Regions from separate parts of the Homo sapiens genome. Here region 1 is linked to region 2. Evidence: chromatin contacts called from ENCODE Hi-C or POLR2A ChIA-PET data. All regions are on one chromosome and are shown on one strand. The core of a region is the stretch at or near the end of the contact, and the rest is flanking DNA. Distances in the headings are between cores, read along the strand shown.

What was found. A loop is a pair of places that touch in the nucleus more often than their neighbours do. ChIA-PET counts read pairs that join two places held with the same protein, here RNA polymerase II (POLR2A).
Region 1: a loop to region 2 is called in a map of CD8-positive, alpha-beta T cell, with 12 times the contacts of the local background. The contact joins the promoter of SCAMP1 here to the promoter of FAM169A in region 2. A Hi-C loop is called at or near these places in 1 of 168 maps with a recorded cell type or tissue (CD8-positive, alpha-beta T cell). POLR2A ChIA-PET finds 5 or more read pairs at or near these places in 1 of 52 experiments (naive thymus-derived CD8-positive, alpha-beta T cell).

The regions. Positions count from the first base shown.
Region 1 is chr5:78,358,170-78,363,082 of GRCh38, reverse strand. It overlaps SCAMP1 (secretory carrier membrane protein 1), which reads right to left and starts at 2,466. Exons shown (of 9, transcript NM_004866.6): 1 at 2,355-2,466. The coding sequence starts at 2,411. It overlaps SCAMP1-AS1 (SCAMP1 antisense RNA 1), which reads left to right and starts at 2,542. Exons shown (of 2, transcript NR_105014.1): 1 at 2,542-2,869; 2 at 3,098-4,319. RefSeq lists enhancers at 1,707-1,826, 2,221-2,817, 2,737-2,896, 2,927-3,016, 2,818-3,414 and silencers at 1,917-2,036, 2,467-2,556.
Region 2 is chr5:74,864,406-74,869,024 of GRCh38, reverse strand. FAM169A (family with sequence similarity 169 member A) reads left to right here and starts at 2,638. Exons shown (of 13, transcript NM_001376049.1): 1 at 2,638-2,860. It overlaps FAM169A-AS1 (FAM169A antisense RNA 1), which reads right to left and starts at 3,132. Exons shown (of 1, transcript NR_134288.1): 1 at 1,750-3,132. RefSeq lists silencers at 2,702-2,951, 3,022-3,191.

The sequences.
Region 1 (4,913 bases), core at 1,217-3,716, 3.5 Mb before region 2:
GTCTCTACTAAAAATACAAAGAATTAGCCGGGTGTGGTGGCGGGCACCTGTAATACCAGCTACTAGGGAGGTTGAGGCAGGAGAATCACTTGAACACGGGAGGCAGAGGTTGTGGTGAGTTGAGATCACGCCATTGCACTCCAGCCGGGGCAACAGTGCAAGACTCCGTCTCAAAAAAAAAAAAAAAGTAAAAAAAGAAAAATGATCATAAAGTAACTCAAATGATTCTAGAAACATTTCAGATTTAAGTAGAGTATCAGAAATGTTATTTCAAAAATCACTTTTACATAAATATAAGCAGAAGTAAAAAGACAAAATATAGATATAAAACTATACTTTGTGAGGAGGAGGGGCAGGTGAACATAAATGGAAAAATAAAGGGTCAGATACACTGACAGTGCTATAACAGTCACCAAAAACAGAGAAAGATCATAAGCAGAAATATGTGTACAACCAAGTCTACTTTAGACCTAAATGATCTGTCCCTGATGCATTTTACAAACTTGAATAATCATTGTCCTGGATACATCCACTTATAAAAGAACAAAAAAGATTTATAACGTTATGCCACAATGAATATTTAAAACAACTCCTGGGTTTAGAATTACTACAGCAACTTTATGAATGTCAGAAGAGGAAAAGTGTCATGGCAATATCAGATGTCACAAAAGGACAGTCTGGGCTAAGATGAAGACAATGTTTTGCCCTAACAAGAGAGCCAGTTAATATGAAATGAACCATGAAATGGAATGACCAAGTAGAAAATACACTGCCAAATCGTCAGATGCTGAATAAACAGCGTCAGTGAATTATCTGAATTAGGAAAGGCTAAAAGGTTCTTGATGTTTTATCTTCAAAATATTTTAAAATAACACCCATTTAACAATTTATGAACGGTCTCTTTAGAAAGTCTACCATTTAAGAACTACCTGATTTTCCACAACATGGAAGCAAGTCCAATACTAATTGAAACAAAACTGCCAGGAAAAAAAAAAAAGTCTTAAAATGCAACCATGTCACTGAAAGGTACAGGCCAGTTGTACTGAATTTTAAGTGACATTAGGGACAATGAAACAGTGACTGAGTCTAATTCTACACTGCTACAAAGTGAGTCGAGTTGTCAATAATAATCAGGGTCATTTCATTAAAATAATCCTCCTTGGAATTATCAGGCATTTAATAATCAGAGCAGAAATAGTTTTCCTCTTCCAGGATTCTTAATGAAAGATAAAACCAGGAGTAAAAAGATGTAAACTCAACAAGCCAGAAGTGACACTTGTGTGACCACAAATTAGAGTTCCTGTTTTATTCTGTGTGACTGCAAATTAAAGTTACTACTGCACATGGCCGGGGGGATTGAGAAACAACTTCAACCAACAGTTGGAAACAAATTACACGTGCTAACAGTTACACTCATTAGGAAATTCAGAATACTTTCAAAGAGAGAGTTATTTAGATGTTGCATTCATTTAAACGCAGACGATGAATATCTCAGCCGCCTTCCTTTGCAGGATTCTGTGCCAAGCCCTTCCGAAGCCGGGGTTGATAAGGTCGACTCCAAGAAGAAAAGCAGCTCAAGTAGGAAATGGTATCCTCACATAGCCCAGAGAACCGGTGACGCACTAGGAGCTTGGAAAATATCCCATCGTTTACCTTGCTAGAAGCAGCTGGGTAGGGAAGAGGTCGTCCACGTGCACTATTGTTTTCCAGATATGTTTATTTTTAAGTTTTGCTTTGGTATCAATAACCTCAACCTCAACCTAACAGAAAGAGGGGGGATGGCAGCGCCACTGGTGGTATTTGGGTGCAACACAAGTTTAAAAAATAAAAACATAACCTTTTTTTTTTTAATTGCAGCATACTCGGTGCCCTCACCTCTCTCCTCCTCCACACCTCTGCCATCACCCCACGCAGCTCTCCGCCGCCGCCACCTCGGGTCCCCATGACAACCCCACCCCAGGGCGGGCCCCCCTCCGCCGACTCCCGGCCCTGCCAGCCACACTTGCTTGGCAAGGGGCGACTCTACCTGCCCTCGGCTTTCTCTCCTGAGAGGCGGGCCAGGACCCCTCCGGGCGCGCGGGCCCAGTCCCGGCTGCAGACACGACCCTCACCAGTCGGGGACGTGTGGAAGGGCGACCGGGCACGAGCTGAGGAGGTTCCACCCCCAAGCCCCAAAACCCAAAGGAGTGACACGGGGCCGGGGCGCGACCCCAAATGGAGGACGGCGGCCCCGCGCCCCTCTCTGGGCTGCTAAGGGGAGCCGAGGGGCAGACGCAGTGGGCGCGAAGGAACTCGTCCGTTTTCACAAACAACGACGCGTCGCGGCGGCAGGAGATGCTGGGGCCGAAGCTCACCTTGAAGGGATTGTTGAGATCCGGGTCGGCAAACGGGTTACTGTCGAAATCCGACATCTCTCTGGCTCTCGGCGTCACCCACCCGACCCAGGCGCAGAGAGAGAGACGAGGCGAGGCCGCCGCCCCCCTGCGCGCTCACGTCGCCGCCGCCGAGCAGATCCGGGTGCAGCTCGCGGGCCACCCAGCCGGCCGCGCCACTGAGCATGCCCGGTGCGGCGGGCTCCTGGCCGCGGCGCAGCTCGCGTTCGCCATCCCGTTCCTCCGGGCCCGGATCCCACGCTCCGGGCTTTAGCTGCGACCGAGTAGGCAGTCGGGGCGAAGGAAACGGGAACTGAAAGCGATGAAAAGCGTTCCACACGCCACGAGCCCGCGGGATCCTCGGAGAGTATGGAACCCTTCCCCTCCGCTCTCAGCCGGAGGCCAGCTGCGTCCAGCCGGGCTCGGTCTTCTGAACACCGATTTCAAATCAGGTCCTCGGGGCCCAGCGTCACTTAGGGAAGTGGTGGCATTTTGTGGTAAGGACGCACACTTGTCAGGTTGGGGGAGGCAGCCTGAGTCGTGGGCCGCGCACCCCGGGAGCAGTGCCGTTAGACCGTGGGACGCGGGCACTGGAGAGGCTACTGCACCGCCCTCCGCAAATTACCTCCCCGGGGCGGGGGCGCGGCCGCTGCTAAGGATTTTTGCATACCCCTGACCCCACCTGAGAATCCCGGCCTCCCATCTTCCGGTCTCTCTGACTCTAGGTTGCTGCTAAATCACGGAGAGCAGCCTTGGCGCTGCCGGTCCCAACTTGATCCAAGGAGCCTTGAGAAGGAGATGAGATTCAGTACCAGGGGCCGGCCGTGGCTCCCATCCTCCGGAATCTGCAAAATGGCTACTTCTTCAGAAATAATGGGGAGAGGGATGGCAAGAGGCCAGAGATCAAGGCCCTCGAGTATTAACTTGAGCATTTGGGCACAAAATAGACACTTTTGGATTTTCCCGTCTTTTCCAACACCAAGGATGAGATTATCAAAAGATGTGTTAAATTAATTTGTACCGGCCGGGCGCGGTGGCTTACGCCTGTAATCCCAACACTTTGGGAGGCCGAGGCGGGCGAATCACAAGGTCATGAGTTCGAAACCAGCCTGGCCAATATGGTGAAACCCCCGTCTCTACTAAAAATACAGAAATTAGCCGGGAGTGGTGGCGTACGCCTGTAGTCCCAGCTACTCTGGAGGCTAAGGCAGGAGAATCGCTTGAATCCGGGAGGTGGAGGTCGCAGTGAGCCGAGACCGGGCCACTGCACTCCAGCCTGGGAGACAGAGCGAGACTCTGTCTCAAGAAAAAAAAAAAATCAATTTGTACCATTCCTTGCCCCACCCTGCCGAACTTATTGAAAGAGCATCGCTTTCCTCACTTTTCTCCTCTAACAGAAAAGCACTTAGATGAAGCTACAGGGAGCCAGAATTCTTTTGACTTGGTGGGTACCGGAGGATTGGAAGAATCTAGATTGAGTATTCCTTGGCCTTTGGGGAGCTTGCTCTATGCAAAGTCACCCAGGAAATGATACTCCCCCCACTGTGAAACACTAGCTAGAGATGATAGACAAAAAGCACATTTGTTGTAATCTCCCTTTGACGGGATTCAGGTTGGGATAGATGTCGAAGCAGCTGCTTCTAGGTAGTCAACGAAGATGTCAACTAGTAAATGACAACAGACAAGGATGAGCACAGCAGAGCTGTACGATTCTAGATATCAAAAAGAGCAAGCAGTCTGTTGTACTCACCATCGCATCCTCAGCAGCTGCCCAGTGCCCGGTTTTAACTTAGTGCTCAGTGTATGTGTCAGGTTTGAATCCCAATTCTGATACTACCTGTGCTACTCTCTTCACCTCTCTGAGTCTGTAAAGGATTATTTAAGAATTAAATGAAACAACATACAGAAAAGTGTCCTGCATGTATATTTAGTGCCTAACAAATATTGGTTGAACGTCGAAAGTGGCAAGGAGGCTCAGTATGTTCTTATACGCTTTGCCTCCCTTCTCCTGAGCAAGCATGTCCTTGCCCAGCTCATCTGCTTCTCTCACCACTTTTGCCCTCACTCCCTCCACCTGTCCTCCAAATGACTCAAAATAATCTGCACTATTTATTATGCATCTACTATGTTCCAAGACAATGAGGGTCAGCTGAGCCCGCATTGCAGGATGGAAATTTCCAACTATGTTCTGTTTACAGCTAATGATATTTGCACCTAATGCAAAGGTTTACAGACTTTACTGTTATAGAATCATTTGGAATACCTGTTGAAGATGCAGACACCCACCTTACCATACCTCCTATTGCTAAGATTACGCTTGAAAGGATCTGAGGTAGGGGCTCTGGATCTGCATTTTTTATTTTTTACATCTCTATACATTATTTTACATAAATGTATAAATGGAGTCATGACATACATATTGAATTTTTCACTTACAAAAATTTTTATTCCGTGTATTCCCTCTTCTCTTCCCCTACATTAACAACCTAGTACATTTCTTTAAATATTCTTGTAATAGTGTATATCTGCACTTACATAAAA
Region 2 (4,619 bases), core at 1,389-3,888:
TTAAGGCAGTATGGAATTCTGGTTAAGGGAGTGTGCTCTTGAGCCAACATGCTAGGATTACTATCTGTGTGACCATGGGCAAATTGCTTAGTTTCTCTGTGTGCCTCAAGACTCCTCTTAGGTAAACTGGGGGTAACAGTGTATACCTGCAAGGATGGTAAGAGGATTAAGTGAATTAATTTCCATAAAGAAGTCTGTAGAGTGCCTGGCAATTTGTTAGCTGTCAAAAACATCAGTTATGATTTTAGCTATTAAGAATTCCTCTTCCCCAGTGCAACTAAAGAGCTCTTTTCTGGGTCATGTGTATTAGTAACCTCCAAAATCCAGGGTTGTGGCAAGCTTCTTTTACTTAAGATGGTTCCACTCCTCTTTAAACATAGAGGAAAAATACAATCAGAACGAACTCTTAACATGTTTCCTTTGCTAATAACAAAGTAATAATTAAAGCAAGCATTGCAAAAACAAAAACCAAAGCAATAATCCTTTTACTCTAAAAACGGTTCAGAAAAAAGCCTCAAAGCATATTTCAAAATATTGTGGTAACAATTTTCAGCATATACTAATCTGACAAAGGCTCATGTTTTTAGTTGTTGTTCTTTGCCCACTAAGATAAGCAAAATTTATCTCAGCCAAAGAGGGAAGTCAATGGTGATTTAAAAAGAAAAAACCAAAAACTCTCAAAAATAGTGTCATTTGCAAGTAGGGAAAAGAGAATCAGGCCTGGCGCAGTGGCTCACGCCTGTAATCCCAGCACTTTGGGAGGCCGAGGCGGGCGGATCGCTTGAGCTCAGAAGTTCAGGACCAGCCTGGGCAGCATGGCGAAACTCCGTCTCTACAAAAATTAGCGAGGTGCGTTGGTGTGCACCTCTGTCCCAGCTCTTCCGGAGGCTGACGCCGGAGAATCGCTTGAGCTTGGGAGGCAGAGGTTGCAGTGAGTCGAGATCGCGCCATTGCATTCCAGCCTGCCTAGGCTGTGGGAGTGAAACCCTGTCTCAAAAAAAAAAAAAAAAAAAAAAAAAAAAATTGGACCTTTTCTTTTATAGGTCTGGGTGAATGTAGTTCTGTCTCCTACCAGAATAGCCAGACATCTGGGAGCCAGGCCTCCCTGACCCAGGCACAAATACCCGCATACTTCTAAAACAATAGCTAAGAGTCAATCACACCCAGGCATTTCAAATATTATCAACAAGTTGTATTGGTTAGCTTTACACTAAGGCCTGAGGCTTCAACATCTGTAGGGCATAGTCTGGTAGCCAAAGCTTCCCCAAATGGCAATTGTTTGGGATTACCCTGGGGACTCCTACTTACACATAGCTCTAGAAATGTAAATACAAGTCATATAATTTCATTCATCACTGGCTATGGGTAGAACCCAACTACCCAAAATTCCTGCTCTATTAAATCTAATTCATTAAGTTTCATTAAAATGGTAAATGATGTGTAATAGTAAAGATTTTGGCTAATTAAATATTATACAAATGAAACAATAGATTCTTATATGGCAGAAAAGCTTTTTTTAAAAATCAGGGTCAAATATATCTATATCAACAAGCATTCTTTGAAGTATTTTTTGATCTTGCTAATTTTGCTAATCATTAGTAAATTCGTGAAAGTTGGTATTGTGATTGCTAAATATTTCCCAGGAATGAAAGAAGCAATTTTCAACTTTTCTGGATGAGCTGAACATAATACTACGGTTCTTGGATGATGAGTAAAAGAAAGTCTTGACATTAATACTTAGATACAATATTGTTTCTCAATACAGTTATTAAATATATTTAGACTACAATACGCATTACCTTAAAGACAATTTATCATGTTTTAAATGCTGGAGGGCTAATTTTCAGTAGGAGTGTGTAATTAGCAAAGGCGCCAGAGGCCATAAGACGGTAGAATAGAGCTGGGAGAGGCACGGGAGGAAAGCCGGATGGAACCCTGTTGTCTTTCTGGGTCAGGGTTATTCTGTACCGGTTAAACGGTGAAAGAGAAAAGGTCAGCGCAGGAATGTGGTATTTCCCTGACATCTCCAGATGAAAGTCCGGGCTCTAGGACTTCTGTAGACTGTGAAAGCAGCCCACGATTCTAACTTGCATGCACCTAAGTGGCAGTAGGTTTAGGATGAAAGTGGTGGGGCGGAGGCCGGCGGTCCTCGCCCGTGCCCTCTGCACCCCTGTCCCGAGGCCGGGATGGCCGCGCCCACTCTGGGTAAATTTCAGGAGGGCCTACGCGGGGCTGGAGAACTCCACCGGGCTATGCGAACAGAATCCTGCGAAGGTCGGCATTAAAGGAATACGCAAAATCAGCGTTGCAGCCCCCGCGGCTTAACCGCATCTATTTTTATATCTAAGCCAAGGTCACTCTTTAATACCAGGCCATTGCCCTGAGCTGGGCGTCGCGCTGCCGGGTGACGGCGGCCGGGGCGGAGAGAGGGGGCGCGGGTGGCGAGGCGGGGGCCGCGTGACGCCCCCGGGCTGGCCAAGCCCGCACCTGCCGGGCCGGCGCCTGAAAGCCGGGGCTGGAGGGAGGCAGGGCGGCGTCCCAGGCTCCGAGGAGGGGCCGCTCCGCGCTGGCGGGCGGGGGGATTCGCGGTGGGCGCGGGCGCGGAGCGGAAGCGAAGGCTGGAGGCGCTGCGGCGCTAGTGCGTCACGTCGTCGGAGGGCACGGTGGGCCGCGGCCGACCCGCGACGAGGAGCCGGGCGTCCGGGGCGAGCGGGAGGCAGCCGCACTCGCCCTGGCAGCCGCGAGCTGTGCGGCCTGGGACCGGCCGGAGGTCGCCAGCGAGCAGCCGCCGGCTCCATTCATTCGCGCGGCTCCGCCTCCTTTCCCGGGCTCTTCCAGCGGCTCCCGGGGCGCGTCTGAGGTGAGTGCGCTCCCTCTCCCCGGCGCGGACCGCTGGGTGAGGCCGAGACGGCCGCGCCGGGCCCCGCGCCCCCGCCAGCACCAGACCCGCGGACACCGAGCGGCGACGCGGGCCACCGGCTGTGGGCGGCCCCTGCGGGCTGGGCCTGGCGCAGACCAGTGCGGGCCGCCTGGACCCGGGGCTCGCGTCCAGCTGGCGGCGGTCTGCGGGGATCCCGTAGGGCGTGTGGCGCCCCCAGGTGCGCCGGCCTCCGCCTCGGCGCCACCATTTTGTGTGAGGGAATGCCCGTCTTCGCTCGCCTCCGCCGCGGGCCGGTTCGCAGCTGCGGCTTGCCGCCCCCTCCCCTCGCCCTCTCCCCACCTGGATGCTTGGCGTGCGAGCTGATTGCTTTGGCTTGGGGAGACGCGGACTCGGGGAGGTGTGGAACTTCAGCGTTTAGACTCGGTTCACCCGACCAGGTGGCCTCCAGAGATGCTCTGACCGCCTTCCTTTACCTGTAACTACTTTTGGAACAGATATTGTATGATTCTCCCTCCTCTGGAATGCTGGTCGTTGCAGTTTTGTCCTAATTGTGTTCTCAGCTCTCCATTATGCCATTTTTCAAGAGGCCTGTGCCTCAGGAGGTGAAGCCTTGAACCCTGGGTGGTTTATGGCTCGGGGGTCTGGATTACACTGACTCCCATGACTGTCCTTGGGGAGAAAGGATGAAGCATCTCACTGGCTTTTCAGCGTCTGGGAAGCGGCGTGGGTATCGTATCGGGTGGATTCGAAGATAACCACCTGATGCAGGTCACCTTCCCCCGCTGGGAGAGCCGTTCCTAACGTAAATTAAAACGTGTGTACGGGTTTTTGGGGGATTGGGACCGGAGGGACATATTTCTAAAAAATTTCCAGAAGGGAAAGTTTTCATTGTGATTCTCACAGAACTGTGACACAATTTGTCATTTTCAAGGTTCCTGAGAATTTGGGAATTCTTTTAATTCGTTGGCTTCTTGCGAATTACTACTTACGAACTGAGCAGATTATACCCAAGCCATTTATATTTTGTCATTGCATCACAGACAGGGATTACAATCGGGAGTGCTGGCTGTTGCATAATGCACACATTTGGGCCCTGGAGGGAATTCACCGAAGTGGATCTGGGTTTGGTGTGCCATGCGTTTTTATTTTTTACACAGGATGTACAGATGATCTTTGCAAACTACGTCCCTTATCGTGCTATAAAGTGTTTACAAGAGGAAAGATTTTTATTGACTAGTATGGACCAGACTAAAATTTTTAGTGTTTTAGTTTTGCTTGTTTTGGAGGAAAGGCAAGGAATGAGATGGTGAGAGGCACCTGGGAAAAGTCCGTTTATCCTAACACTTGAAGCGCAAACAAAGATAAAACATGATCGTCTTTCACAGAAATCTTGTAGCTATTATAGTGGACTTTTCTCTAAGTTAATGATGGGGATCTGTTTGGGGAACTTAGAAATAGCTTATGTGAGTAGCAACATTGACCTTCCACATGAGTGACCATAAATTAAGGTGTTTTACCTGTGGATTTTAGGTTCTAAAAGGCTTCAAATTAGTCTGACCTTTGAGATAGTATTCATGTCATTACAAGTGGTATTTATTTAATAAAGATGGGATATAGGCCGGGTGCGGTGGCTCACACCTGTTTTCCCAACACTTTGGGAGGCCAGAGCGGGTGGATCACGAGGTCAGGAGTTCAAGACCAGCCTGGCCAACATGGTGAAACCCCGTCTCTACTAAAA